2 separate regions of the Mus musculus genome follow, and region 1 is linked to region 2. Evidence: chromatin loops called from intact Hi-C (ENCODE). Cell type or tissue: left cerebral cortex. All regions are shown on one strand. Each heading gives the region's core, and the rest is flanking DNA. Links, peaks and the distances in the headings are about the cores only.

What was found. A loop is a pair of places that touch in the nucleus more often than their neighbours do. Peaks named below come from ENCODE experiments on the same cell type or tissue, not always from the same donor. Only the 100,000 strongest peaks of a DNase experiment are listed, where the experiment ranks them.
Region 1: a loop joins it to region 2, with 2.3 times the contacts of the local background. A loop is called at or near these places in 5 of 42 quality-filtered maps.

The regions. Positions count from the first base shown.
Region 1 is chr9:51,061,033-51,076,912 of GRCm38, reverse strand. It overlaps Layn (layilin), which reads left to right. Exons shown (of 8, transcript NM_001033534.1): 1 at 1-27; 2 at 568-591; 3 at 2,768-3,065; 4 at 8,717-8,874; 5 at 13,641-13,676; 6 at 14,647-14,730. It overlaps Gm32681 (a long non-coding RNA gene), which reads right to left. Exons shown (of 3, transcript XR_870735.2): 3 at 7,682-8,344. Among named protein-coding and RNA genes, the nearest start is that of Layn, 8.1 kb to the left of the region's middle. In left cerebral cortex, for the core only: no CTCF peak of the experiment used is centred there; a DNase peak (open chromatin) is centred at 9,294.
Region 2 is chr9:51,129,789-51,145,668 of GRCm38, reverse strand. It overlaps Gm32742, which reads left to right. Exons shown (of 31, transcript XM_017313740.1): 22 at 197-314; 23 at 532-716; 24 at 903-1,028; 25 at 1,144-1,336; 26 at 2,376-2,498; 27 at 3,602-3,750; 28 at 4,406-4,492; 29 at 6,369-6,515; 30 at 6,908-7,105; 31 at 13,445-13,450. The coding sequence ends at 13,450. Among named protein-coding and RNA genes, the nearest start is that of Btg4, 22 kb to the right of the region's middle. In left cerebral cortex, for the core only: a CTCF peak has its summit at 8,416 (motif pointing right); a DNase peak (open chromatin) is centred at 8,434.

The DNA.
Region 1 (15,880 bases), core at 4,470-12,469, 69 kb after region 2:
GGGATTCGAAGGGTCGCCTGCTGAGCGGTGAGTGTGTGTCCTGGGGGAGAGGGCTGGTGCCAGAGCACCTGGGGTTGATGCACCCAGTAAACCTCAGCAGTTGAGGACTGTCTTCAGGGTCACTGCACCCTGGCCCCTTTATGTAGTGGGGCAATCCCCAGATCCAACCCCGGACCCAATCAGCCTTCTTGAATTCTCTGCTTCCAGGGAGCAAAAATGCAACCAGCTCCAGTTCCTGGGGCCACCCTAGGTATCCGCAACGCTGGAAGTCAGTTCTCTCCCCGGGGTTACTAAGGGGTGAGGAGGATGTAGCTTGGGTGGGGCAGTTGGCAAACTTCTTCCAGTGAGTGCCCCTTGAGCGCCATGCTGCCTGGACCCTTCTAGTGGAGGCAGCCGATCCTGGATCCGCAGGGCTATGGGAACTGTACCTGTTACTCTCCTCTGAGGGGAGGGTGGCTGGCCTGGAAATGCTTGGAGATTGGGAAAGCGCCTAGTTAGCCAGGAACCAGCCCTGCCAGGCTCCAAGAGTGACTCTCTGCTTCCTTCCCTGTGTGTGTGTCACTGCAGCCTCGGACTTGGACCCCAGAGGAGGTACAGTGGTCCGACTTCTTTCTTGTTCCACTAGGTCTGCATGGGGCGCGGGGGTGGGGGGGGGGGTTGGGGGGTGGGTGGGAGGAGCGTGGGCGGGGAGCGATCGGTATCTTTTTATCAGGTTCCCTTTGGCCAAGAGGGATGGAGTAGAATTGGAATCTCCACTGTATTCTAGCTTGTGGGTCTGGTTTAAGAAATCTAACTTTGGTTTCAGGATTGGGAGGGGGTGTTTGGCTAAGCAGAGGAGCTGCTGACGCCACTGGGAGGGTTAGGGCTGCATGGCTCTGTGCTTGGTGACAGGAGACCTCCTGCCTGCCCTTCCCCTTCCTGCAAATGAGAAAAGAAAGACACTTCCTGAAGGCAGGGGAACCAGATGGGTCCTGGGCCTCCTTCCAGCTCTGGTACTCCCTAGAACTCACTAGCATACACTAGACATATGCCGCCAGCCTGGACCATACAGGAAACTCTATCAAGGTGTTAAGCTTTCTCTTGGCAGTCTGGCCTGGAAAGGCAGGCGGGACCACTAGTAAAAGCAACTGCAGCTTCTCTTGTACCAGGTTTGGGGGTGTTCAGGGCTCTTTGCAGTCCTCCAATGCCTGCATTCTCCTCTCTGGAACACTTCCCCGGTGAGAAGCCCAGCATCTGAGCACTCTCATCCGCTGGGAGCCTGTTCTGTTAGAAACCTCTAACAAGGCAGGCAAGTACAGGATGCTCCCAGCTCCTTGTCCACTGAGAGTTTATCAAAGCATGGAGATTTGGGGAGAATCTTGTATAGCTCCCTCATAGATAGCACTGTCTGTGGCCTTTTGGTTTGTATGCTGGACAATTAATGGACATAAAAAAAAAAAACCATCGTCTGGCTTTCTACAGAGCTGAAATCTTGGGGATATTAAAACATTCCAGAAAGTCTGACAATATAAAATCATTTACGCCTTCTTCCATGGCAGCAATTCACACCTGTAGCCTGAAGTTTGGCTCTTTCATTACAGGGACTGGTTTCCTTGTTGAAATTTGGTTTTTATTTTGTACCCTTACATCCAGAATCATGCTGTGGGCTCCTGTGGGTTAGGAATTGGCATTTCTGTATTCTCAATACCTAGCACACCAAGCGAGGGGGATTTACCCAATAAATGCTGACTGAACAGAGGGGTGACTGGGATGGGTTTCAGCTGCAGCAAGACTCCAGTCATCCAGATACAAGCTAGGGCAGCCTGTGCTAGTGAACAGCTTGCTACTTGCTGCTCAGTGGAATCTCATCCATTTTTCTGAAACAGTCTTCAGTCCTTCAAGTGTCAATCAAATGAGAGATGGGCTCCCAGTGCAAGCTGAGTCTGTAGGGGAATGTGGAGCCATCAAGACAGTTCAGTGGTTCTGGTATGACTCAATACTCAGATCTGGATTCTGCCTCTGCTAATGCTCCCGATAGTTTATGACAAATCACTTACTATGAGCTTCAGTTTTCTCACTTATAAAGTGAGACATAAACAGTCCTGACACAGAAGACTGTTATGAGAACCAAAGGAAATTATAAAACTTTGACCATAGCCTTGGGACATGGAAAGAGTTCAATAAACTCTAGCTATTGTCTTTAGGTTAGAGATCTGACCATCAGTAGCAGAAAACCCCACAAAAGCTCTTAGCTTCTGCTCACCAGAGATGAGCAAGTTAGTTCCACTGCATAGACAGGGGATTTCAGGGTAGAGGAATCCACAACTGACGTCAGAGTGTCCCTCTACACTGAAGGAAGCACTTCACAGCAACTCTTATTCTAAGTCCCATAATTTCACAAGACTCCCTAAGAGCATGAACATCATCTTTGTACACATCAAGTGAAGCCGTAATATTTTCCTACTTATTTTAAAATATAGAAATATCTTCATCAATCTGCACTGGAACAAAAACACAGATCCCCTACACAATACAGACATCAGCATTTAAAATCACTTTAACTTTGTGTTGCAAAGAGTACTAATTTTCTCTAGAAAGCCTGAGTGGTAACAGTCCAAAGATGGACAATCAGAATTCCTGCCCAGAGGAAGCTTCATTGAGATGTTTCTAAGTACATCTGCTCTGGTATACTTTAATGGAGAACTGAGACAGGTTGCTTTCTCTTTCCCCTACCTCCCCGACCTCTCTCTCTCTCTCTCTCTCTCTCTCTCTCTCTCTCTCTCTCTAGGGCAGCTGGTCTGCCGAGGAGGAACACGGAGGCCTTGCTATAAAGTCATTTATTTCCATGACGCCTTTCAAAGACTGAACTTTGAGGAAGCCAAAGAAACCTGCATGGAGGATGGGGGACAGCTCGTCAGCATTGAGACAGAGGATGAGCAGAGGTTGATAGAAAAGTTCATTGAAAACCTCCTGGCATCTGATGGTGACTTCTGGATTGGCCTCAAGAGGCTGGAGGAGAAACAGAGCAATAACACAGCCTGCCAGGACCTTTATGCTTGGACAGATGGAAGCACATCACAGTTTAGGTAAGCATGTGGATCCCACGGCGGCTGATTCCCTTAACATAGCTCAGAAAAGAGATGAGCAGGACCCATGGTGTCAGAATCACAAGAAAGTCCAGACAGAGCCATGGTGGCAATGCCAACAGAATGACCATGACCACCGACCAGGGCAGTATGACACAGGTGGCAAACTCAGCATTGAGTTGGGCCCAAAGTGCCCTGTTCAGGCGGGTGAAGCCCAGCCGAATGTTTTTCAATAGCATGCCATGTGTGAGGGCCTGTGGTTCTGGCTCTCTGACCCTTGGAGATAAGATAAGACTGTATTGAGAAACTAAAGGTACATAAAGATGGGACAAGGGAAGGACTCCAGACCACAGGGGAGAGTGATAAACTGAAAAAAAAAGAATCAGAGCCAGTATTTTACTCTACCAACTGACCAAGGGTGGAGACTTTAAGAAAGCTGCAGTTGGGCTGGAGAGATGGCTCAGCCATCAAATGCTAGGCTCACAACCAAACATTAAGAAAGCAGCAGTTTGTAGGAAACAATCTCACAGCATCAAGATCCTGATGAACACTGATAACCCACTGTCCACAATGACATTGTCATCATCTCTTCCTAAAAGATACAGGGACATGGAAGAACATTTTTAAAATGTCATCATTACAAGGCCACATAGGAAAGGGGAAACAATCTATCAAAAAGCTAATCTCTGTATGATAGTTGTAAGCCAATTTAAATACATAAATGATAAAATACAAAGGCCTCACAGACAAAAAGGCAAAATACCTAAACAGTGGTTCACAACAGAGAAACTGAATTGCCTGTACAATTATGTGGAAAACATATCAGATTAAAAGATAATCTATCTGGGCTGGGGAGATAGCTCAGCAGTTAAGAGCAATGGCTGCTCTTGCAGCAGACCCAGGCTTAGTCCCTGGCACATATATGGCAGGCTCACAACTGTCTGTAGTATTTCAGCTCCAGGGGATTTTATGCCCTTTTCTCAACTTTGCAGGCACTGCATGCACATTGTACACAGATGTGCAAGCAGGCAAAACACCCACACATATAAAATAAATAAAATATTTTAAATGATAGTTTAAGGTAGTTTCTCTGTTGCGTTAAGACATCATGCCAGCTCTCGCTGTATACTGGCTATAGTTATCAGATCTTATCTTCATATAAATTGTAAAAGAAACTCCCCCAAGATTCTTACAGCTTTCTCTTCCTTGAAGATATTTTGAAAGACAAGGTTCAGAGTGGGAAGAATATTTTTCATCAATGAAGATGGTCATAGAGCTAGCCACAACTGACACTGTCTGATATTACACCTTCATTGTTCCATAACATACCCTAACCCTTTTGCTGGTCTCAGTGGCTAAGTAGCATAAGCAGACCATCATCTCTGAAGAATGTGAGGCGCTAGTCAACTTACACTTCTCAGCCCAGAGTTAATGTATTTTCTCATTGACTTTCAAAAGTGGGACCTGAAAAATGAAGATATTCCCAAGTACATAATGTAGAAGCTTCATCCTACCAATAGCATACAGCAGCAAGCCACCTCCTGCCTGAGATACTGACATCTCCCCTTGTCTGCTGATCTCTGAACACACACACACACACACACAGTGGCAACCATGGATCATGGCTCAGTTAGATTATTGGTATGTCTCCTAGCAAAAGTAGTCTCCTCTGGGAACTAAGTACCTACAGACTCCCAGATCATAGCACAGCAGAGATGGAAAGTACAAACTCCACAGGAGATGATGGTACCCAGCGGAGGAGCTGCTGCCTTTATCCCTTGGCTTCAGACCCAGGAATATCTTAGAGATTCAGAGTTATGGAACCTGTTGCTATAAAGTATTTGGAGAGTGCCATCCCTCTCCAAAGTTCAGTTACCTTGAGGCAGATGCTTCAGCTGTATTCAGCAAGCTCATCCATGAGCCACGCTGGCAGTTTTGGGATGCTGTTGTATGTAATCTGACATGTAATTCCCATGATCAGGGGCTTAGTCTCATACCTTCTTTGCTACAAAATAGGTCTTTTGCCTGATGCTACCGTACTTGCGGTCTTATTTTGATAGGCAAAATACTATTTACACCCTTGGGTAATGGATCTGACTAAAACTCTGAGGCAGAAAAAGCAAACTCGGTGCTTTTGTATCTATTCTCTGAATCTATTTCTATGAATATATTGTATCTACTTCTATGAAAATGAGTAACTATCCCTTTCAGGGCCCAATGTAGCTAATTTACCTCCAAGTATCATGTTGTCTCCTTAACTACTAGTGCTGTATTAATCTTTCCTTATTCTCCCCACCCTCTCTTGGTTTCAGTGGCTGACCTACTGGCATTGCCAGACCATCTCTGGAGTCACCGTGAACTTATAGGGCTGGAGTTAGGGTCGGTCTTAATTTTGCTCTGTTGCTGGAAGGCTGGGTCCTTGTCATCAGTCACAGCCACAACACTCATGCTATGTGCAAACCAAACAATTGAGCCCTTCAGAGCCTCCGTGGTTATTGTTCTTATTTATCTATTGAGCTACCAGGGATGTGGCCGAGAGAAGCTGGTTGCCATCACCTGGGTCACTCATTTTTTGACTCCCTGGTTGTTTAATGCCAATTCTGTGGCAGGTGCTCCCTGGTGAGCTCGGTTCACTGTATGGGAGATGTTGTTGTCTCCCATCTTCATCTTTTTTCTTTTATAGTCTCATTAGTTAGCTGTATATATGCTTTCCCCTCCCCCCAAGTTTCATATGTCTGAAACTTCTATTTCCATATAAAGTGACTAACGAAGTATCATAACTAAAGCTCTAGCCAGCGGGAGGCTGTCCCCTTATCACTGACCTTCAAGGCCACCTCCCAGTGCAGCTGCAGTAAGCTCACGGACATCTCAGCTTGTCTGATTTCACATGGCAAACGTACCCATGAGCCAAGCTTGAGCTGACTGTATCAGCCAGTTACAGGGACCCTTCCATGCACTGGGGTGTGAGCAGAGCAGGAAGCTCAGTTGGAAGAAATGCCTGAGCCTAGACCAGCCTTAAAGTCCCTTTCTGCTCTTAATCCCACTCAAAACTGGTCATCTATTATGGAGACCACAGGTGAGGAATATGAAGCCTCTAGGACTCAAAGACCTGCCAAGTGCTACGCTTCCTTTAAATTATTGTATGATACAGTTGTTTTCATTTGAAAGGGGTGCTCTGGCACTCCCAGATCACTAGATATCCATACAGTCCAATGGAATGACAGGTCCTGACTGTTCACAGGGTTTTCTCCAACCTTCTGGAAAGGATGGGCTTTCCTAAGGTCTCCACTCTACCATCCTTTGTAAAAAAAAAAAAAAATTCCTCCTCGCTCACCTGGTGCAGCTGGCACACTACTCAGCAGAATAATGGGCTGGTGTGATTTTCTTCACAATTATAGGAAATCCAGGTATCACAACTGAGTTTGAGGGAAAAAATCAAAATCAGGCAAAACTATAAGTGTATACTGTTGTCCATTCCCAAGGAATATGGGCTGTTCCAGAGTCTCTTGAAGGTGGTAAGCAGATCTGCACACTTCTGAAGCCAGGATATCACATATAGAAAGAACACTAGCCACATGTGAAGCTCTGCAGGATTGAGTGTGTGTTCCTCTTATATAATCCTTTGGGATCTGCCTGGGCTTTTCAGGAGTCAGACAATGAACTCGGCAGAGATATGATGGGAGGCACCACTCTACTTTATCAGGGCTTTGACACCACTGCTTCCTGCTGTCTATCTCTGGACATGATGCTATTGGTGAGGGGAAATGCTTCTCAGAGGTTTATGTTTGGTGTTCTGCACTATGCTAGCCGAAGGAGCCAGTGTGGAACTATACCAGCTACTAAACAGGTCTATACAGGCCCTGGATTCCATCCCCCCAGCAGCCCCTAGAAATAGGATAATGGTGCTACACAGACACATAAGAGGATCCTTCCTCCTCCAGAGGTAGAAGCTAGAGGATCAGGACTCCAAGTTCATGTTTGGCCTCAGCTGGCTAAAGGATCAACTGAATGTACTACACAGACTCGGTCTCACAACAACAAATGCAAAAATTAGAGCCAATTCACACAATTTAGAACTGGGCCGACGACTACTGGTTAGGCCCCACTGTGAGCTGACTGATTGAATACCTTGCCCCAATGTGCTCCCATTCTGATATGTGACTTTGAGGCCATCAGTGCCTATTCAGACCCCATCTTTAACAATTCTAGCAATATTTAGACATACCCCTTTAACAGGTCGATGGTTATTTGGTTAACTTGCCAAAAGTCCTCTGGGGAAAGGACAGAGGAATTTCTTATCATATGCACCTGCCACACACATCACTGTAGGATTTTCTTCCTAGGTATTTGGCCTCTCCCTTTATCTGTGACTTGTGAGTCTGAAAATGGGCTCAAATCCAAAAATATGATTCTAGGAATCAAAAAAAATCCTCTCTCTTCTCTCTTCTCTCTCTTTCTCTTCTCTCTCTCTCTCTCTCTCTCTCTCTCTCTCTCTCTCTCTCTCTCTCAGATGAAGCACCATAAATCCATAACGCTGCAGGGAGGGCCAGCTGGGCTGCAGGTAACCAATGAGACACAAAGCCCATTTCTACCAAGAGCCCCTAGATGCTCCGGCATAATGTCCATAGTTTTATTGTAAATTTCATTGTCATTCAAGAAACTCATTCAACACAGAAGGTGCAACAGGGATCTTCTTTTGGGCAGACTGCAACACAGGACCAAAGCAGAGTCATATGGGGGTACTACCAGAAGAGATGTCTCTTAGCTGATTCTCCTGCGGTGAGGCTCGGGAAGACATAGGCAGAGCAACACTGTCTAGAGAGTCAGAAGTGGAGCAAGATCCTAGCCCTGGGCAGAAGCAGAACAGGTTCTTAGGCAGCTCACAAAGCCCAACCCTCAGTCGGCAGATGGGGTAAGCGCTTGCAAACTTAGAGTCTCTCAGACTACTGGATCATAAAAGCTAAAGCTGCAGTGGACCTTTACAGAGAGTTAAAGGGGCAAAAGAACGATATCTCATAGTGGACACACAAAGGGGCTTGTTTCCATGACCCTGTGCATGTGACTTGAAAACTAACAAAAACCAAGATGGCCCCTGTCCCCTTCCCCAGCCTCTCTCCTACTTTGGCAGCCTCTATAGTTTGGAAATCTCTCTAAGATTCTTCATCTTCTCATTGGACTTCTGGGGCGGGTGTGACAGAGGTAGATTGAAAAGCAGCTAGATGGAGATAGGGCAAGCTCTGAGTGACATAAGCCATCTCTCTCCTCAGTATGTCTGATCTCTGTAAAAAACAGAAACAAAGCCTAATTAACATAAAGCCGAAAAAGAAGACAAGCATTAAGATCTTCCAGACTAGCTCTGTGCTAGCTGCTATCCCTCATAATTATTCTGCAGACCTGAGAGCATAATATATTCTTCCCTAAAAAGAGGTTGTGGCAAATGTCAGATGATTGATTGTGACAGCCACACTAGATCAACAGCGTGTGTCTCTACTTGTTGGCAGTGCTTCAATTCCTCCGTCTCTCTGTATCATGTTCAGAAGCAGAATCTGACATTTATGGTTCAGTGAAACCTGATGAGAAAAAGCCAAAGGGCATGCAAGTCTTATGGTGTATTTCTCCAGTGGTCTCCATTGTCCATCCTTTTCCTTCAGGAACTGGTATGTGGATGAGCCTTCCTGTGGCAGTGAGGTCTGCGTGGTCATGTACCATCAGCCATCAGCACCACCCGGCATCGGGGGCTCGTACATGTTCCAGTGGAATGATGACCGGTGCAACATGAAGAACAATTTCATTTGCAAATATCATGACGGTAATGACTCTTTTCCCAACTATACGGCTAATTTCCCAACCTCTTTCTCCATTTCAAAAACAGCTGCTGGTACCAAGAACTTATCCTATACTCATTGAGGAAGCCTGTTGCAAATGCCAGAAACGTTAAACTTTGAGAATTCTTGTACATGGAAACGTAACGATACTTCCTCCCTGAGAAATAGTTCTAGCAAAGGAGAGGCTAGCAGATGCAAAAGAAGGGCTGAGAAAGGAAAGGATCTAATTTACTTAGGATGAGAAGCAAGACTTATGAGAACACCCAGTGGAGGCTTCTGTTGTGAACAGGCACAAATGCTCGCCCATTTCCTGTGTAGTCGGCTGTGGGAGCCTGGACTATGCTGACAGTTACTCTAGCAGCCACGGGAGATTATTTCTTAGAGTTTAAAGAAACATACTAATGACAAGGCAAGTGACAAAGAATCCCAACGTCACTGGCAGTCTTACACAGCGGGCACTTCAATACATTTAAAAGCCCCTAGCCAACTGCCATCTTTATATTTGCCTTGCAAATTTCACTTGCATTTGCTCCAAGATCTGCAAAGAGAGTTGGAGCTGATGAGAAGCCTATACATAGTCTTACTCCGCTGAGTTCCCAGACGCCTTTATTAAAATTGACTTAGAATTAAATGTAAACTCATCCTTGATCTGTCCCTGAAGTTTCTCACTTCCCTGAAGCCGACTGCTTAGCCCCACTTCCACAGTCTTTCCCTACAGGAGTAGAATGACTTGCTAATTGTATCCATTATCATTGGGGACCGAATACTATTGCCATTTTTAACTGCTTGAACTACATGGCACTTTGATGATAATATTGTGCTGGAAGATGTCCTTCCTCACTCATTCCAGCCTCCGATGAACTCTTCTTCCCCGTGCCCTGTCTCTCCCCACCAAACAGCTGCCTCAAGTAGAGAGGCTGCAGAGCCTTGGTTGAGGAGGTCACCTTCTCAGAGAGCAAAAGGAAGCACTGGTTACCATTAGCTTTCCAGTCTCCATCATTTCTGTTTATTAAATTCCATTGGCTTCATGGTTTAAATGCTTCTTTAACAGTTTTTCTTTATGAGAGATTTTGAAATTTGCTTTCATATCCTTTAAAAACAAACAAAAAAAAATTGGTTCCTTTCTAATAAGACACAAATTGCCTCTAGCTTGTATTATTACCTGAATTAGTTTGACTGAGTTCTTGCATGAAAAGAATAGCACGTGCTAAGAGTTTAATAAAGAGAGTATAATAAAAGGCTCTTGGCAGCGGTATAGGCCAGGAGCAGGAGATGATAAAGTACCTAGGGATTATCTGCAACTGGAAGCAATAACACCCCTAAGCTTAAAGGGCCAAAGCAAGGGAACCATCATAGCAGGGACCTCAAAAGAGAAGCAGAAGCCACAGAAGGGAGCTGCTGAAAAAGCATCGGACAGGAAGGTGAACATGAGGAACACGTGCCGTGAGCTCTACCTTCTGACCTCAGCCTTCGCTTCCCATTGGCTAAGACCAACAAGACACCAAAGAACAGGGATGCCTGGTGAAACAGTCCATGGAGATCAGCCTCCCAGGACATATAGCTGAGATCTTAAACAGGGCAGGGGGCACATGAGACCCACAAGATCAATGCATTCAGCTTACTATACAGGGCAAAGGTCCTCGTGATAAGGCCCTGCCTCGTTTTCCATCCTCCCCTCTCAGCACTCTCAGCGCCTCCCCTCACTCCTTTCAAATACTTCTGAACTCAGTGACGTTTCTTGAAAGCTCTTATCTGGTACTTCCTGTGCCTGAAACATTTCCCCCTCGCCCAGTCAACTCAGTCCTACCTTCAAGTCTCAGGTTAAGCATCACCTTCTCTCCTGACAACTAAACACAAGTCACCCTGGTCCTAGAGGGCGTAGCCTCGCCCAAGAGGATGGTGATAGCAGTGATGATAACGGTGTTCCATAAGTTGCATAACTGTGTCAGTTGGCAGTGAATAATTAAATAGCAGCATCTTATCAATGTGCACTCCCTGGCTGTGACCATTATACTATGTTTATATAAGAGATTGTGTTCTATTTTTAAGGTTAAAGTCATTAGGCGTAAAAGGGTCCCATACCATATCAGCAACTTACTCTGGAAGAGAAGTTATATGTGTGCATGTATGCATGTAAACATATGTATATGTTTATAGATTATAAATGGTAAATAGGCAAGATGGCAAAATGATTATAAAAGACATGTTCAGATTCTTTGTACAATCTTAAAATATTTTTTTATAAATCTTTAATGATTTCAAAACAACAATTTTAAGTCCTTTTGGGAGCCTCTGAGGACCAGACTGCCTCACATACAGAGTGTTTATATGCCTACTTACTTGTTTGTTCCTTTCCTACACCGTGTCATCAAGTCTGGAAGCATACATTTCTAGCCACTCAATGAATTAAAGAGACATCCGTTCTGTCATTCCCACAGGGTGGCACAACACCCTACTAATATTATGAAACACTGGTAAGGGACTGTGAGAGTGAGTGATCATGTCTAAAACTGGATTTCAGAATGTGATCATGTGGAATTGGTGGCACACTAGCCGGAATGTATGTTAAAGAGACAGGAACATTCAATGGGAATGAGGCAGAAACCATCTGAGGTATGGCGGATACTATGCACAAACTAATGGCCTCTGTGCACTGCTGTGCTGCGCCCGTGGCCACTATGCACTAGTGTGCTGTGCTCATGGCCACTGTGCACCGATGCTGTGCTCATGGCCACTATGCACATATATGTACTATGCTCATGGCCACAGCATCAGTGGTCAGAACTACATACAGGAGGATGACCATATACGGTGATCACAAGATATCAGAATATAAACTCTTCAACTGATTCTCTCACATTTTGTTGTTCTATCTTTACTAAGTAGCACAGTTATGTCTTCTTTATTTAGTTAGTGAAAATAACTCTTAGCTAATTATTAGCTATAAAATTTAAGAAGGTTATTTAAATCCCTGCATTTTAATTTATAATAATAATAATCCCCTATAGACCTGTTATCAAGATTGAAAATGTTTTTATAAAATGTTTAGAATGGTCTCTAGTTTCACATAGTATCCTATGTGGTTAAGTTTAACAGTAAATAAATGGAGATCATTTCTGCACACACATATACAAAGAAAGAAGATTTTAAAAACTAAAATAAAATAAAAAAGAAAGAAGATTAATCATTACTTCCCTTTCTGAATGAAATTCCTGATATCTGGACCTGACAACTATATCACGAAAACCTCCATGCTCCTATGAATTTCAGGCATCTCATTAGCATAAGAGACCCCATGCTAATACAAGGTCAGCCAACAGCAAAAATATCTGACTTAGAAGCTCTTAGGAATGTTCTAAGTATCTCAAGGCTAATCACCAGTCTCTGTCTTGAAACTGGACAATCCTTCAACCACTTCTACTTCTTACAGACCTAGTATTTGTTGCTCTCTGAACTGTTCTCAGTATGAACCGGTAAAATATCTTGAACCAATCTTGGACCACTTAAGACAATCCCAGCCAGGGACTGCCATGGGGGAGTAGGGATCAATGCTGGAGCCCAAGTAGCTCCATGCTGATAAGGTGGGGGCACACAGGAGCTGAATACATAAGCTTTCTATTTTCATGTACATTTGAGAGCCTAAGAGTAAAGTTCTTAAATAGTTTAAAACAAAACAAAACAAAACAAAACAAAACACTGAATTAAAGTTTAAGGAAGGCTAATAATTTTTTTAATTTTTTTTAATTAGGTATTTTCCTCATTTACATTTCCAATGCTATCCCAAAGTCCCCCATACCCTCCCACTCACTCCCCTACCCACCCACTCCCACTTCTTGGCCCTGGTGTTCCCCTGTACTGAGGCAGATAAAGTTTGCACGACCAATGGGCCTCTCTTTCCACTGATGGCCAACTAGGTCATCTTCTGACACATATGCAGCTAGAGACACGAGCTCCGGGGGGTAATGGTTAGTTCATATTGTTGTTCCACCTATAGGGTTGCAGATCCCTTTAGCTCCTTGGGTACTTTCTCTAGCTCCTCCATTGGGGGTCCTGTGATCCATCCAATAGCTGACTGTGAGCATCCACTTATGTGTTTGCCAGGCACTGGCATAGCCTCATAAAAGACAGCTATAACAGGGTCCTTTCAGCAAAATCTTGCTAGTGTATGCAATGGTGTCATCGTTTGGAGGCTGATTATGGGATGGATCCCCAGATGTGGCAGTCTCTAGACGATCCATCCTTTTGTCTCAGCTCCAAACTCTGTCTCTGTAACTCCTTCCTTGGGTGTTTTGTTCCCAATTCTAAGAAGGGGCAAAGTGTCCACACTTTGGTCTTCATTCTTCTTGAGTTTCATGTGTTTCTCAAATTGTATCTTATATCTTGGGTATTCTAAGTTTCTGGGCTAATATCCACTTATCAGTGATACATATTGTGTGAGTTCCTTTGTGATTGGGTTACCTCACTCAGGATGATGCCCTCCAGGTCCATCCATTTGCCTAGAAATTTCATAAATTCTTTTTAATAGCTGAGTAGTACTCCATTGTATAAATGTACCACATTTTCTGTATGGAAGGCTAATATTTATGTGCAACAAATTCTTTGACTTAAGCAACCTTCCTCCAGTGTCTGTTAACAATTATTAACATGGTGACAATAAATAGAGTTTATTGGAATTAGATGCTACACTCTAGCTGATTTCATTAAGGTGGAGGAAAATGTAAGTATTGAGTTTTTTTCTCTTTTGCTGCAGATAAACCAAGTACAACACCCTCTATTTGGCCTGGAGGTAAGTCTATCATATGAAATTTGGGTTAATTTGGGACATTTCACAGACTTCTTTATAGATTTAGAACCATGCCTTTAGAACACATTATTCAGCAGGAACACCACTGGTGTTTTCCTGGGCAAGTTGGACAGATATCTGTCACATCGCTAGCTCATTGCTCTCACTCTCCACGCACACTGTTACCCACATCAGTCAAAACTGAAAAGTAATGGTTTGAAATTTCCATTTTGGATGTATCACCATCATCTTCATCATCCTCACTGATGCCTATCATCATCATTATCATGATTGTCCATATAATCAGTGAGATAAGAACTGAGTCTACCTGATCACTTATGATCCTAGCAGTGAGTCATCGTACCTTTCCCCAGGTAATTTAGTCCTTTATGTTGCTCAGCTCCAGCTGCTTGTTGGCTGCTTTGGTGCCTGGTCATTGGCAACAAAGGTCTCACCAAAACTATGAAGACATGTCTGGGGAGATGGCTCAGTAGGTGAAGTGCTCACTGTGCAAATGTGAAAACCTGAGTTAGAACTACAGAATCCATGTCAGAAAGCTTGGCACAGTGATGTCGCCCTTTGAACTCAATGCTGGGGAGGCAGAGGCAGGGTTTATTTCCCAGTCAATCTACCTGAATCTCAAGCTCTATGTTCAGAGAGTCTCTGTCTCAAAACGCAAGGTGGGGAACAGTAGTGGAAGAGATTTGCTATCAACCTCTATCCTATGTACACACATAAAACACACAGATACACAGTCTTTCACACACATACACAGAACACTCACACACACACACACTGAAGACAAACCTCTATTGCAACAAATCTAACACTTGGTACTTTGCTGTTTATAAATGACATTGGTCAAATTACTAATGTTTTCTTGCATCCCACTTTACATGTTGCAAGACCTCAGAGCATGCCTGAACTATAGCACCTTTCTTCAAGTTCTCAAGTCCATGTGTATCTCTCTCAGGTGAAGCAACTGAGCCAGCAACACCCTTACTTCCAGAAGAAACACAGAAAGAAGACACCAAAGAAACATTTAAAGAACGAAGAGGTACTTGGGAAACGTAGATAACAAACTCCTTTGACTACAAATGACCTATGGCTACATTTCCTACTTTCCTCTTCAGACAGCTCCTAAAAAATGAAATTAAACAAAGCATCTGTGACATTGCAAACACTGTATTAAATGACAGGTTTCATTGGTCAGTTGTGCAATGGGGGCTATCCTAGGACGATTGAGGAAAAGACTAGACAGGAGGTCAAAGTCTGCCCTGTCTCTGTAAAGGCAAAGACTAAGGAACTTTCCTGACCATGGGAGGTGGATAGGATAGAGGCTGGGAGAATGGATGTAGAAAAACAAGAGTGAAAGAACCCAAGCCATGATACATACCATCTGGGATCAATATTTATCAGTGGACCAACTGAAGAGATGGGAAAGATAATACCTAAAAGCCTGCATCATCAAAGGTAAAAGATAGTTGGGGTGATAAGTTGGAGTGCTAATGAGCTTTCGATTTCACTCTTACCCTGAGTTTTAAGAAGGAAATCTGTGGTTTCATCACTGGGCAACTTAATTTTTTTTCTCTATGCTTTAGTCACTTAGTATTTTTCATATCTAGCGGAAAGTATTATCATGTCCTTAAAATGAAATGTAATGTTTTCCTGGGATTCAGTTCTGACACTGAGAGTCTACACACACACACACACACACACACACACACACACACACACACACGAACGCACATGACTTAAAAGGCACATTCCACAACTCTCACAACAGACAGACATAAACCACAAGTCTGGAAGTCCTGAGACCACCTGCACTAATGTTCAACTGGCTACACATCGAGTGGTGCCTGCCAGTCCTGTTGTGTTCAGTAATTCACTAGAGCTCACAGAACTTAGAAATACAGTGTCTATGCACATTACTATCTAGAATATAAGCTGAGAGCAACCAAATAAAGTCACAGCCAGGGCAGAGTCTGGAAGGGTTTCAGATGAGTCCTTATGTATCATCTTCCAGTGAAATCAGGACTATCAACCTCCTTGTTATGATTTGACTATAAAATATCTTCTGAATGCTTCGGTATTGAATGTTTGGTCTCTAGGTAGCAGTGCTATATGGAAGATTCTGGAAATTTTAGGGGGTGGAGCCTTGCTGGGGGAAGTGGGCCACGGGAGCATGCCTTTGAGGCTTATGC
Region 2 (15,880 bases), core at 4,190-12,189:
TATTCCAATATATGGGTCAATGAGGTGTTATTCTCATAAACCACCATAGTCCCCAAACTCACCAGGTTCTAGATCTCAGTTATCCCTAAGTCTCTCAGCTGTGTGGAGGTAGAAGGGAGGCTGGCATGAAGTGGGCCGGCTTAGAGCCCTACGTTCTCATCAGGGCTCAGCCCTTGGTACTTTCTGTCCAATGTAGCTGAGGGCTGCTGAGGAGGCTTGTACAGCCCTAGAGGCCTGCTGCCTTCAGGAGACAGAACGACGAGCTAGAGCCCTGAGCATGCTCAGCAGCCCAGAACGGCACTTGCTTTCTCAAGGTGGGTAACAAGCCCTACTAGTAGTGCTTTTATGCACCACTGCCAGGGAGCACAAGAATTCCCTCCACCACATGAATGTGCACATCCCTCCCAGGTCCCCACTAGGCCTTGGCTCACACCTGGCAGGTTCCCTGGCTCAAATCAAAACTGCTGTCTTTTCTTCCTCCTCCCATGCTGGTAGCTGTTGCCATGTGGCCTCTCTCTTTGCCCTTTGCAGCAGACAGAAAGGAGTGGGAAGAAGAGTCTCACGTGGTGCTGGGCATGCGGAAGGTCCTTCACATGTTAGGGCAGGCCTCAGAAAAACTCAGGAAAGAGTCCCTCAGGTTACAAGGCCAGGAGAAGGAGGTGTGCTTACAGCAGAGTCAGGATCAGAGCCCGCAAGTCTGCAGTCATCAGAGGAAGGTAAGGCCTGAGGCTGGCAAGAGGGTCCCATGGGATAAGGACACTCTACACCATTGTAAGGTCCTTCAGGGACATTTAATTTTCAGGGACTGGTGGGGCCAAAGAACGCTGGATAGATGAAGAAGAGCAAGCAGAAAGAGTGAAAAAGGACCATTTAAATGTAGCATTATGTTTCCTCTGTTCTAGGTAGTACAGCATCTCTCTGATGGGTTTCAGGAGGTGGTGAGGGACAGACAGAACTTCCTGGGCAGGGCTCTTGGTCAACTTCAGTACCAGCGGGAGCTCAGCCGTCTCCAGCTCTTGCATATCCAGGTACTGGTCCTCGAGACATGGCCAAAGAGTTCTGAGTTTCTATCTTTGATGGGAACTGTGGATTTATGAAGTTGGGGGATCTAAGCATGAAATTCAGCTCTTGCTTTCACCCTAGCTTAAGGTCTCGGGAACTCCTGTGTGTTTGGAGAATTACCCTGGAGAGAGATTCTATGGAACAGTCACCGCTTCTCTTGGGAAGCAGGCTGCTGACTGCCCCCTGTTGGTCCCTTTCCTGAAAGGCATCACTGCAATGCTCATAGAGGATCGAGGTTGTCATCTAGAGCTGGAAGATCAGAGGCCAGGAGCAGGTCAGGCCAGTCACTTGCCCACCTTCCTTTTCTTCTGACAGCCCAGACTATGCTCAGATACTCGTAATACCGTAATTAGGGCTTCAGGAACCACGCAGCAGGCCACAATATATTGCTTAGAAAAGATACAGAGAAACATGATATATAAGTTATCTATTACTGCTATAGTTTGTTAATAACTACTCCATCATATCAAAGCTTTAAAAAAAAATCTCCTTTTAACTTCTGAGTCAGAATCTGGATAAGGTTTACCGGGTGACTCTGGCTCAGGGTCTCATGCAGGCTGCAGTGTAGGTACTGGCCAGGGTGACAACATCTCAAGGCTTGACCTAGGCAAGATTCACCTCCACACTCACCCTTGAGGTTGCTGGCAGATCTTCCCCAGGTCAAAGCTATTAACCACAGAGTCTTGGTAGTGCAAAGCTCTGCTTGCAGCTGCTTCCCTCTGAGCGAATAAAGCCAGTAAGTGAAAGCCAGCAAGATGGGGGGCTTTTATAGATTCTTGTGCATTCATCCCAAAAGTGACATTCCATCACTTGCCCTATTTTATTCAGTTGAAATGAGTCACTAGACCCAGCCCACACTCAATTGGGGGGGGGGGGATCACACCAGAGTTAACACATGTTGAGAGAGATCACTGGGGCCATCTTAAAAGCTGCCTGTCATACATAATGCCATATTTGGCAGAGAGAAGGGTTACAGGAGAGGAGGGAGAGAGGGAGGAAGAGAAGCTAGCTAGCTGTACTGGGGATTAACCTAGGAGCTTGCACATGTTAGACAAGTACCCTACCACTGAAGTACATCTCCAGCGTGCTCCCCTGCCCCCCACCCCATCTTTTATTTGAAGACAAGGTTTTACTAAATTGCACAGACTGTGGCCTTAAACTCACTCTGCAGCCCAGGCAGGCTTTGCACTTGTGATCCTCCGGTCTCTGCCTCCCCAAGCAGCTGAGAGTACAGGCCTGAACAACCAAGCCTGGCTCTTGGGATCTTCGTTTGCTTTGCCTACATTGCTATGTTCTCATTCGCTCATATTCAGATGCAGACAAAGTTGACCATACCGAGATGCCACCATTACTCTCCATCATGAAGAAAATAGATACCTGGCCCCAAGACCCCAGGGAAATGGCTGAACTACAAGGACGAATGCACCTCAGACCAGGTAAGCTCCTTTCCCTCAAAGATTATTATAATGTACTCTAGGTAATGATAGCACAAACTCCAAGCCTCATAACAGAGAATCTGAGGAATATGAATGCCGCCTCGCCAGTCACCCTCACCTCCCTGCCTCCACCCTACTCTGACCCCCAAGGGATTTTTCAAAGTGCTGTTGAGCTATAACTAGTCATTTCTTAGAGGACAGTTCCTAAAGGTAGTCTACCTTCCAATCCAACACTGAGTATCAACCTTGGTATGCAACCGACATAGTAAATTGGACTTTATGAGAAATGTAATAAGACACGAGGATTAAAAACAGGAGAACAAAAGAAAAGAGTATTTTTCCCCAGAAAAGGGGCACCCAGATCACTTCGCCAATGAGGGGTATTTTACAATGCCATGTACTGTTCTAAACCTATGGTAACTCATTTATAACCTGGAAAAATAGGTGTTTTTTTAATAGTCACATTATAGGTAAGAAAACTGAAGCTTCTGTATTGTCGTGTTTGCCCCAGAAAACCTAACTCTGATTCTACTGCTCATTTCTTATATAACTGAGAGAACCAATACTCAGAAGCATGTGACTCTCTCAGGGCCATACACAGCCTGCACATGGACAAGGTCCTCCTACAGCTAGCTCTGCTCTCCTCATTCCATGGCGCTGCCCCAGTCCTCTTGGGAATAAGACAAGTGTCTAAAGTCCCTTTTAGACATATACCCACTTAGAGCAATTATGTAAAAACCCATTAGAGAGAGAGTTTTATAGATGAGCAAAAATCTGAATACATCCAACATTACTAAGTGTTTTCTGTCTGCCAGACACAATTCTGAGTATGGCACATCTAGTGATCCAAGCATTAAAATAGAGAAAACGACTGCCAACTTCCCCATGCCTCCCTCTAGGTCTTCTGTTCCTATTGACTGGGGCACATTCTTCCCTGTGGATGGGCACAGGCTTCACTGGAGGATACACAGATGGACAGATGGACGGATGGATGAAGTGAACATTTTTCTAAGTTGAATTGTCATGTTTTGTTGTTGTTGACGTATCATTACCATATGAAGGAAAACAATGACATTATTACCGCTTTGTGTTGATATCTGCAGGACCAAGAAACTCTCTGAAGAATCTCCTGAAGGCTGAGACAATGCAGGAAGAGCTGGAAACTATGCAACCCTCAAAGCTTTCTGCCTGGGAATTTGTGGTTTACCAGTATGGCCTCTCTGTCCTACACCTCCTTGTTCCCCATCTTCAGGTAGGTCTGTTTCTAGAAATCTCCCCAGAAGCCATGGAGGTCAAGGTGGCCAGGAGGAGGCTCAGCAACGAATTCTCTCCAGGAAGAAACTCCTGCAGCAAAAACCACCTCCTTAAGGCAGCTCATGGGAGTTATGTCAGCAACCTAAAATTGAAACTCTTGAATGATATTAATCACATACAGAAAATGAATCAAAGACTGTCTAGATGCCAGAAAAGGTTGATAATTTTCATGAGGTAACTCTTTCAATTGCTTCAAAACCCCGTGATACCAATATGGTTACATTTGCCATTTTTACATGGAGAGAGAAAGATACAGAGTGGTTGAATCAACTTACTCATGATCACAACCAGGAAGGTGGAACCAGGGTTAGAATTCAGGAAATATGATCGCAAACTCTAGGTCTGCCTGCCAGTTGGGAAGTGAGGGTTGAAGTGAAGGTTGTTGTTTATACCAATAATAACTGGTATAAATATAAAATACTAGCTGAAAAGTTCATTTTCCTGTAATGAATTCCCATTCTACTTCCCTTGAATGTCCTTACAATGTAAATGGATCTTCCAGTGCATTCGCCTCTCACTGTGCTTGGTGATACATAGCTGAGAAAACTTCTTAGCAAAAGGTGAGTTTGGGTTGTGTTTGTGACTCTTTTCAGGCTCCAGAAACCACCCTACAGATTGCTTCTCACGTTCCTGCCATGGAAGTCTCAGGAAATGTCTTCCAAGGTTCCTTCTTCTATCAGGTGGTGTAAATTCATCCTCAGATACAGACTGGGGATTCTGGGATCTAGTCAAGACGCAGAGAAGCAAAAGGAACAGATTTTATAAAACATCCCTCTTCCTCAAATCCTAATGAATTTTATTCCCCTTTGAGGGGGGAAAGCCATTAACTAAAACATAATAAATGTCACTGAGTAAGAGCTTTCTCATCAGCAAAGTGCAGTGTCCTGGCTGGTACCCCAAGAAGCATAATGGCCTTGTGCCTATTAATGGATCTCTGCCATTGGACAGCTGGCGTTTCCAAACTGGTATTTCCCGTAAGAGTCATGGTCCCAGCTTCAGGGTCTCTTGCACAGTCATGCCTTTCTACAGAAGTGGCCCTACAGTTGTCCTGCCTCAATAGCTCCTTGGGTACATCTCGTGGAAGCCCCTTCTTGGCAACTCAGAGCTGATGATGAACTTTAAGCAGTGATGACAGTCCCCTCATGACCCATTCTAAGGAGGACCAGCAAGTCAATGAGACCCAGAAACAGTTTAAATGTGGTTAGTTGTGTATCATTAGGGTTTTTAATAGGAACTCACAAAATAAGCATTATTTCATTTGACCTACAAAGAAATTATGAACTCAGCAAGAATAGTTCCAATTTACTAATGGGTCAGGGAGGGAGTCAGGATTCCCACAGGAAAGACACTAGCTGTCAAGTGCCTTTCTTACATGTATTGTATTGCTTTCTATCTCAGCAGTCCTACAGGACAGGCACTCTCTGTCTCCATTTATAACTGGACAGTGGAGGCCGAGAGATGTTCTGTCACCGTCTAAGTGTTAGCAAGAGTTGAGACTCAAGTTCCGGTGTCTGACACACATCGCATCCTCCTAACCCACAGCTAGCCCACCATGCAGCTCTGAGACTGACTCCAACCATCTTAAGCAGTTCCCTGGGGAGACAGATAAGATGTCATTTCAGATAACTTCCCTCACAAGTGATCTGAGAACCCGATTATGGTAAAAGCAAAAAGACGAACCCTGAGACCTTCTGAGACAGTAACTATCAATCTGTGCTCTGTGGACTGCCTGCATCGACTACCTGTCCCCCAGCCATAGCCCACAGAAGCAGAAATCCTGGAATGGGCTCTCACAATAATACCACCTCTCTTGCAATCCCTATTCAACTGAAGCTGGAGAGGCCTTGCATAAGGGAAACCATCTTAGATAATCCAAGAAGAGACAGACAAGCCACTTGGCTCTGAATTTCTAATAGTCTGTTTTCTGTAAGATGGAAAATAAAAACCTTAAGAGTTGGGCTCTTGAGATGGCTCAGTGGATAAGGATACTTGCCACCAAGCCAGATAAACTGCATGTTGATTCCCAGAAGAGGAGAACCAACTCCCTCAAGTTGTGACTTACACACACACACACAGACACACACACACACACACACACACACACACACACAGAGAGAGAGAGAGAGAGAGAGAGAGAGAGAGAGAGAGAGAGAGAGAGAGAGAGAGAATGCAAAACAAGAAGAAGTAAGAAATTGAGAGAAAGGGGCTGGAGAGATGACTCAGCAGTTAAGAGGTCCTGAGTTCAATTTCCAGCAACCACAAAGTGGCTCCCGGCCATCTGTAATGAGGTCCAAAGCTCTCTTCTGTACATCTGAAAACAGCTACAGTGTACTCATATACACAAAATAAATAAATAACTCTTTTTTTTTAAAATTAAAGTGGACTAAATTATTTTTCCACAGTTGAACTAAGACACATTTTTTTCTTCATCTCTGATGTTTCCTTTCAGTAAATTATCATTAAATCCAAGGCGTCTTATTTTAAGTAAACTTTTCCTGAGTTGTGGAAGTTTTCCTGAAGTTGACATGTCTCTACTTGGGCATCTTTCTCACTCAGAGCACTGAAAGCACCCTGTTTGTTGAGAAAGAGTGCTTGGCATCTGTGGGGAGTTTTGTTCTGCTCTTGATCCACTGCCTGGCTCACATTGCTACGGGGGACTTTAACCAGGACTCCAACCCCAGGTTTCTGGAGTTGTTCTATAAGGTACTTATGACATATACTGAGATTTTCTTTCTCTGTGACTTGGTCATCATTCCCCAGAATAATAAATGCTGTATGCTTTGCAATATGTTGGCTCTATTAGAGACCCATCAGTGACCTTTGGTTCCCACTATCTGGGGAAAGGCTTTTCCTGGTCAGACTTCCTAGGATAGCATATGGCATCATGCATGTTTCAATTGAGATGTAGACTAGCTCTGAGAACAACACCATGGCTTTGTGACAACACTGTTGGTGCATAAAACTCACCGCAATTGTTAGGGAGACAGCAGGTAAAGATGGTCTCAAGCCCCATTTTCCTTTCAACCATTATTTGAAAGCTTTAATAACTATTACTCCCAAGTCACATTGATCTGTCTTTTCTCTTCCTTAACCAGGGGCTGAGAGTGTACTTCAAGGAGGCATTCACTACTACATTGCAAATGTCAGCAGTTCCCTGGGACAATAAGTTTGATAAAAACCTAAGTGCTATTCTGTTAAAAGAGCAGCCAGTCTCTGAAAGAGAAAGAGATCTCCTCTCTAAACTCATTGAGAAGAAACCTGAGCCTTGCTTGGCAAGAGAGTCATCAGAAGAGGTAACTAACTTTATCTTGTTAAAAAAAAACAACTCCTTCACAAAGAAAGAGGACTTGATACATGGCCCATTCAGTTATTTCCAACATTGGCTTGAGTTGCCACCCCTATTATCAAGAAATAAGCGGAAGTCTATTGTAACCTCATTATGACTCAGAGACTAAATGAAAGTGTAAAATTACCCCACACTTATCCAAATATAATGTGCTGTTTTCTATGCAAACTTGACTGTGGCCTTAATAATAAGCTATCATTAAGGACCTTTATGAAAATATTATCTCATAATCCTTTTAAGAATTAAAAAAAAAGATCCTGGAGATACAGGAGAGCTAAATAGAAGCTCCTAGAATCCATCTCCTCCTCCACAAAGAATCAAAGAAATAGATACATAGTTACCTTTTAAGGTGAGCACAACCTTGAAGCAACAGAGAGTCTGGGAACAGGAGAGGCTTGAGGCCAGGCATCTGCTACCCTGGCCCCACAGGATGGGGAGCCTCACCAACTCTTATCAGTGCTGATGTGGGCAACTGTAACTACTGGAGAGTGTCATGGCTCTCATAGACCAGCAGCCTACCCTGCACTATGCTACAGGGGGACTACACTGCGATCTAACTGCTTTGGTAATCTGAAATTTGCACAGTAGCCCCAATTTGGACACATTTGGCTTCTGTTGCTATATCAAGCACCATGGTCAAAGCAACCCAGGAAAGTTTGGCTTATATTGTATAGTCCTTTGTCAAGGAAAACTAAGGCAGGAGCCTAGAGAGTGCAAACAGAGCCCACAGGGAGATGCTTCTTATTGGTTTGCATTCAGACTCACCTTTCTCGTGCATCTCAGGCCTGCCTGCCCAGGGATGGCATGGCCCACAGTGGCCTGAGCACTCTTCTATCAGCTAGTGATCAAGAACATGTCTCACAGATGTGCTCACGGGCCCACTCTCACGCAAGCAATTCTCTTTTCTCGGGTGTGTCAAGCTGATAACCAAAATTAACCATAAGTCCATCCCTTGTCAACTTGGCACATAGATAAGACCCTGTGAACCATAACAGTTCCTTTCTTGCTTGCCCTCCATATCTCATACTCAAGTCATAAAGTACAGTGCAACTTTAAAAGGCCTCATAGTCTTTACATTTTTTTTCAATAATTTAAAAAGTCTCAGATCTCTTTAAAAACCAAAATCTCTTGACTGCAGGCTTCTGTAAAATCCAAAATAAATTACAGACTTTCTTATTTCAAGAGGAAAGAGCTGAAGCACAGATCACAGTGTTACAATGACAATCAGAGGGAAGCTGTGTGGTTTGGGGACACTGCACTGTAGGGGGCAGTGGTGTGACACGGGGAAATGGAGGTGTCCCCAATCCAGAACCATATCAGAGCACTCAGCATCTAAGGTCCAAGACATAACCAGCTACAAGTGAGCATGTGCCAGTGTAGACCTGAGAACAAGTATCTCCCACCCTTCCAGATCCTGCTACTGCTAAGCAGGGAAGCAATACTGTGGTTTACACTGATGGCCTCGCCATCTTAGCAAGAGTGTGAGAGGGGGTCTAAGTAGCCCTCTGGCGCTGCCTGGAAGAGTAGTGCAGAGCAGGTGAGCGCAGCTCTAATCACATCCTTGCCAGCAGCAAACACAGATCAAAAGGGGGGGGGGGGGGCAGGAAAACTTTCCCATAATCCCATTGCCAAGAACGCATTAATACCAGGCATCCAGCAGCAGCAGAAAGGAATACCATAGTTCCAGCTGCCACCCTACCTATAGATTTCCCACTGCTGCCCAACCCCTACATCTTGTCTGACTGTACACTGCTGTCAGGACAGAGTATGAACACAACAGAATGGTGCTGAGGCTCCCACCATTGTCTCTCTCCATGAGTGATGTGAGACAGCATCATCAATTGCTCCAAACACAAGGTGCTCCAGGCCCCTCACCACTACTTAGGCTGCAGTGCTAGACCGAGTCCTTCATAAGTAGTAGAGCTGGCAACAATAGTGCCTAAAGAGACTCCAATTATCCAATAGGAGCCACTACTCCCATTGTGGTAGTAACTAAACAGTGAACACCCCATATCCAGAGAGCAGACCACATCCACCGCTATCTATACCAGAGCTTCCTAGATCACCAGTATCCCCTCTTACAGAGCCCACCAAGATAGTAGGCAGGTCTCTTTGACTCTACCATAGTTTACACTATGTAACCTCATTAAGCATAGTTAAAGATACTACAGGAAGACTACACTGCAGATCTATTGCTTTGGACCCAGGGCTAGGCAACATATCATGGCAACAAAAGCATGTAGCTGAGCCTGCTCACTTCAAGGCACACAGGAGGGAGAACTGGAAAGGAGGGGGCTCAGGTGTACCTTTCAAGGCACATTTCCAAAGGCCCACTTTCCCCAGGTAACCTAGCATTTCACAATTCCAACAGCTCCCAACAATCCATTCACATTTTGAATCTACCACTGAGTTAAATTGTTGGTTTGACCAAAGCCTTATGGTACACTTATCTTTGGAGCTGCCCTCGTCGGCATACCCAAATGTGGTGCTTGGCTGATGATATCTTTGGCACCTCTCAATCCAATTGGGTTGGCCACGGAACTCTGTCATAGGCCAACTCCTATGGAAGAGTCCTCAGTTCCCTGTCCCTGTCCCTCAGCGGTGAGTACCCTTCTGCTCACTTTCTCTTCTTCCTTACATTTCCTCACTCGGCTCCCAGGGTATTAAGAATCCTCTGGTTTTCTCCTGTGCTTCTGGTTTTTCCTCCCTGTCTCTTTTCCGGTATTTTTTCTTCTCTCTGACCTCTCAGAATTAGAGGATCATAGTTCTGTCCTGTGGATATATTTGTTTCCTAACTCAATCAGATCAGATTGCTAAGTAATTGTATGCACCTACATGAGTATGAAGTCTCACTAAACAGGTCCAAGACCCAATTTTTCATCTTTCCAAATGTGATCCACCTAAAAGCATGTTCATCTTGGTAGATGGCAACTCCATTCTTCAGATTTTTCAGGCCAAGACCTTCGTTTTGTATTGTGTACCACACAGCCCACTCATTAGGAAAGTCCTGTTCTGCCTCCAGAACATACTCAGAACCTGACCACTGTTCAACGAATGGTCCTGCCACCGCTTAGTGCCACCACCATCTCTTGTCTGGATCTCTTGAATGTTTGGATGTCTCGATAGCAATTGGCCTCCCCAAGACCACCCTTGCCTCTCTCTTCAGTCTAGTCTCATCACAGAAGAGGGATCTTTTAATAGGAAAACCATATCTTCTCAAAATTGTCTTGTGACTTCCCATTTCATTTTAAATAAATGAGAGGAGCCAATGCCCCTTCTCACCTTCCCCTACCAGTCTGCCCACTTCATTTACCCACCTCCAAACATGCGGTGTACACGGCTTCTGAAGGGTCCCCTCTGTCTGTACTGTTCTTCCCACTATCACATTGCTTCTTGAACAGGAGTGACTTTTGCACACACACCCCAGGACATTCATCAATGTCAGAGACATTTTTGATGCAATGACTCAGGATAAGGAAGTACTATTGACAAATAGTGCGTAGGCAACAAGGATGCTGCTTATATAACACATAGGAAAGATCACACAACAAATAATGGTTCACCCCAAAATCTCAACTGGAGCTGAGCTCCAGAAGCCTGGTCCAAGGAGGAAAAACACCGGACTCCCTCATCACCTTTGTCTCTCTTGTCTTTGCTCACAGGTCAGCCCCAATGCAGCCTCACATGCAGTCAGACAGCCCCAGTACAGACACGCTCACATGCAGTCAGTCAGCCCCAATGCAGACCACCTCACATGCTGTCAGCCCCAGTGCAGACAACCTCACATGCAGTCAGCCCCAGTGCAGACACCCTCACATGCTGTCCCAGTGCAGACACCCTCACATGCAGTCAGTCAGCCCCAGTGCAGACACCCTCACATGCAGTTAGTCAGCCCCAATGCAGACAACCTCACATGCTGTCAGCCCCAGTGCAGACAACCTCACATGCAGTCAGCCCCAGTGCAGACACCCTCACATGCAGTCAGTCAGCCCCAATGCAGACAACCTCACATGTTATCAGCCCCAATGCAAACCTCACATGCAGTCAGTCAGTCAGTCCCAATGCAGACACCCTCACATGCAGTCAGTCAGCCCCAATTCAGACAACCTCACATGCTGACATCCCCAGTGCAGACAACCTCATATGCTGTCAGCCCCAATGCAGACCTCGCATGCAGTCAGTCAGCTCCAATGAAGACACCCTCACATGCTGTCAGCCCCAGTGCAGACACCCTCACATGCTGTCCTATTTTGCAGTCTTTTACACTCATTCACGACTTCTTCCTCACTCTGCCCTGGTTTGTTTTTTCCTCCATTTCTTTCCAAAGTTTTCCTACTCGTCCTTTTCTTCTCTGTTTCCTCCATTGCTTCAGTATGAGCTACGTGAGAACAAGGATGTCAGTTGGTTTTATTTTCTGACTTAGCCCACTTACCAGACTTTGCGTGTACTTAGCAATGTATTTCTTTTGAATCTGAAGCTACACAGTGACATTATCAAAGCTGCCGGAGTTTGGGAGGAGGAGCGATAGGAACACTGATTATATGCCTGTCATGTGTCAAGTGCTATGCTAAGAATTTTACATGCACTCGCTGACTAGGTTCACATTTGGCTTAGCAGACCCAAGAGTACTTAAGTAAGAGAAAGGAGAGTAACACTGCCCTTCCCGCTCTCTACAGTATATTAAGAAGAACAAAGAGCTTCTCCTCTTCAACAATATGGAACATTTCATTAAAAGCATCCTTTCTGCCAAGCAATAAATCTTAATAACATTAAGAGCTGGACTCAGCCGCAAAATAAAGGTGAGATGCCATGTCTAAGTGCTGATCAATAGCCCTGGAATTATACTTTGCCATATACACTCAGTGTATTGGTGTGTGTTTAGGACTGTGTTTATAACTGGATGTAACAGCAGATAAATGGATTGAGAATTAATAGTGGTGTGGTTTAAAGCACATTATTACTCAACGAACCTTTTTAGTACCAACAGATAGACCTTAGATCTTAGAGTACAAAGGATCCAAAAGATTATACAGTTTATTCCTCTGCCCTTATGCAGAATAAGTATTTATTGTAGAGAAAAGAGACCCTCCTTCTCCCCTCCCCCATACCTCCTCCCTTTCTCCTCAGTGAAGAGAAACCTTCTATGGATATCAACCCAAATTGGCATATTATATTATAGTAGAACTGGATGTATCTTCTTCTATTGAGGCTGGACAAGGCCATCCTGTTAGGGAAATGGGATCCAAAGGCAGACAACAGAGTCAGAGACAGCTCCTGCTCCTGCTGTTAGAGGTCCCACATGAGGACCAAGCTGTACATGTTACATCTGTGTAGGGGGACTAGGTCTGACCTATGCATGTTATCTGGTTGGTGGTCCAGGCTATGTGAGCCCTTATGTGCAAGGTTAGTTGATTCTAAGTCACCAAAATTACGATTTTATAATATCTATAAAAATGGTAGCAGAGAGAAGGACATCAATGTCTGTTTCCTAATGTAGTGACCTATAAATCAAAATCAGGATCGGCAACTGGTTACCTCCAGAAATAACTGGCGCCAGTCCCGGACTTAATTTATTTTATTTAAAATTATCTCTAATGCCTGAGTTGAAGACTACCCTTATGATTTTTAAAAAATGTTAATACAATTGTAAAAGTAAACAAATCCTATTCATGGATGGGATACATAAGCTTACAGTTTGGCATGTACATACAACATAATAGGATCTGCTTGCCACAAAAACAAAGTAAATAAGGAAATCTCTAATGCATGTGTGTGACTATCAACTGGAACATGAGCAGCTTACCAGGGGCTACACCCCCCCCAAGGAAGAGTGGTCCTCCTTCAGCATCTGTCAACAGCAAATATCTCCTCCAGTAGGAGCGGGGCCTCACTTAGTAAATACTAACTAGAATTCCAAAGTGACAAACCAGGCTCTGCCGCAATAGAGCAGGAGACGTCTGCATCTCAACAACATTTGGCATTTTACATCTCTTGTAATTTTCCCCTTCTTCTGGTATATGGTATATGGTATATGGTATATGGTATATGGTATATGGTATATGGTATATGGTATATGGTATATGGTATGTGGCAGACAGTTTGAATTTTCATTTTATAATAACCATTGTGACTCGGCATCTTTCACGTGTGAATATTCAAGTGTTTGAGTATCTTGTCCATTTCCCACTGAGCTGCCTATTTTCTCACTGACCTCTAGAAATTAATTTTCATAATTTTATGAACCCTGTAAGGATAAAAAAATAACTTTTTCACGTTTTATTTTTAGATCTAGAGAGGAAGGTGGAAAAATACTCAATACAACATCTGATAAAATGTAAACAATTTATCTGAAAATATCTGTCTTATCATGCATAAGTCATACAAATATATAGTAAAGTTTCTGTCACAGAAGAAACAATTTTGGTGATGTTATTATGACTAAAAAATAATTACACCTGGTGTCTTGTTAGGTATACTGACCACTTCCTGGAATAGGGAAATCTCTACCACTGTGTAACATGAAGTAGTTAGAAGTATAGGGACATTTCTGAGGACATGTCAACATAGACAAAGTAGCTGGCGCACACATTTAAGGCAGAAGCAGGCAGATTTCTGAGTTCAAGGTCAGCCTGGTCTACAAAGTGAGTTCCAGGACATTCAGGAGAAACCCTGTCTAGAAAAACAAAAACAAAAAAACAAAACATAGACAAAGTAGACTATGTGTCGATGTACTTAAGATGGAAGCTGTGTGTCAATGTAGACAATGTAGACTATGTGTCAACTTACTTAAGATGGAGACTATGTGACAGACAGAATTCTCTGCAGGGCTTGGCTGAAGCACCCCAATCAGTAAGATGTCATCTGAAGCTGAAGTTTCCAGGGTGAATTAAAGGTCAGGAGAGAGACCATCAGTACATGGAATATTTGCAAGAAAACTTTGAAATACAAACTCCAAATTAAAAACCTACCAAAATTACAAATCCAGTGGCTGCAATTCGAACCTTTCCTTGTTTGGATAATTCTTTTTATGCACTGCAAGATGAATAGCAGAGATGATTTTTTTTTTATGTAGCAACTGTTAAGGAGCGTCCTTGGCAATGAAAGGAAAGTGGACTAGTTGAAGATTAAAACTTCATGCAATAGGTTTGTAGACATCCATGCAGTCCTGAGTTCAATCTCCAGTGCTTGCCCCACACCAATAAAACAATAAACGTCTACACAAACCTTACTTGGGTAACTAGTGAACAGTAAGTAATCAATACGTTCATTGGTTTGCTCATTTTGTTTTGTTTGCCCAATACTGAGGCTCGAACCCGGGTCCCTACACACAGGAAGTCATGACCCCCAGGCCAGTTTGGGCTACATGATGAAACCCTGTTTCAAGATCCAAACAAAACCACTTGAGACACCATAAGATTTTTTTTTAATTTTTAATATTTTTATTACGTATTTTCCTCAATTACATTTCCAATGCTATCCCAAAAGTTCCCCATACCCCCCCCCCACTTCCCTACCCACCCATTCCCATTTTTTTGGCCCTGGCGTTCCCCTGTACTGGGGCATATAAAGTTTGTGTGTCCAATGGGCCTCTCTTTCCAGTGATGGCCGACTAGGCCATCTTTTGATACATATGCAGCTAGAGTCAAGAGCTCCGGGGGGTACTGGTTAGGTCATAATGTTGTTCTACCTATAGGGTTGCAGATCCCTTTAGCTCCTTGGGTACTTTCTCTAGCTCCTCCATTGGGGGCCGTGTATTCCATCCAATAGCTGACTGTGAACATCCACTTATGTGTTTGCTAGGCCCCGGCATAGTCTCACAAGAGACAGCTATATCTGGGTCCTTTCAGCAAAATCTTGCTAGTGTATGCAATGGTGTCAGCGTTTGGAGGCTGATTATGGGGTGGATCCCTGGATAGAGACACCATAAGATTTATAATTAAGGTTTAACAAGGGTTTTTAAATCAAGCCATAAAGCACATCTGCTCAGAAGTGGCTCTTGTTTCTTCCACCTGTGTCATTGACTCAGCGTTCTTTCCTACTGCAGCTGTCCTCTCAGCTTAGCTCTATTTGTTAGGTTAGTCATTGTGCAAAGTAAGGAGTAAATGTGTGTGGTGGTTTGAATGACAATGGCCCTGCATGCTCATATATTTAAATACTTGGTCACAGTTGGTAGAAGTGTTTGGGAAGGATTAGGTGGTGTGCTGGCTAGTTTTATGTCAACACAAGCTAGTTTTATGACAACACAACTCAGTTGGTAGAGTTACTTGAAAGGAGGAACCAACTGAGAAAATACCTCCATAAGACCTAGCTGAAAGGCATTTTCTTAATTAGTGATTGATGGGGGAGAGCCCTGCCCATTAGGAGTGGTGTCATCTCCAGGCTGATGGTCCTGGATTCTCTAAGAAAGCAGGCTAAGCCAAGCCAGTAAACAGTATCCTCCACAGCCTCTGCTTCTGCTCCTGTCTCCAGGTTCCTGCACTGTCTGAGTTCCTGTCCTGACTTCTTTCAATGTTGACTATTGAAGTTTAAGCCAAATAAGCCCTTCCTTCCCCAGCTTGCTTCGGTCATGGCATTTCAACACAGCAATAGTAACCTTGCTGAAGGTGTGACCTTGCTGGAGGAGGTGTTTCACTGGGGCCACCATTCCCAGTTAGCTCTTCCTAACTCATGATTGAGAGCTGCATGTGAGCTCTCGGCTATTGCTCCAGCATTATGCCTGCCT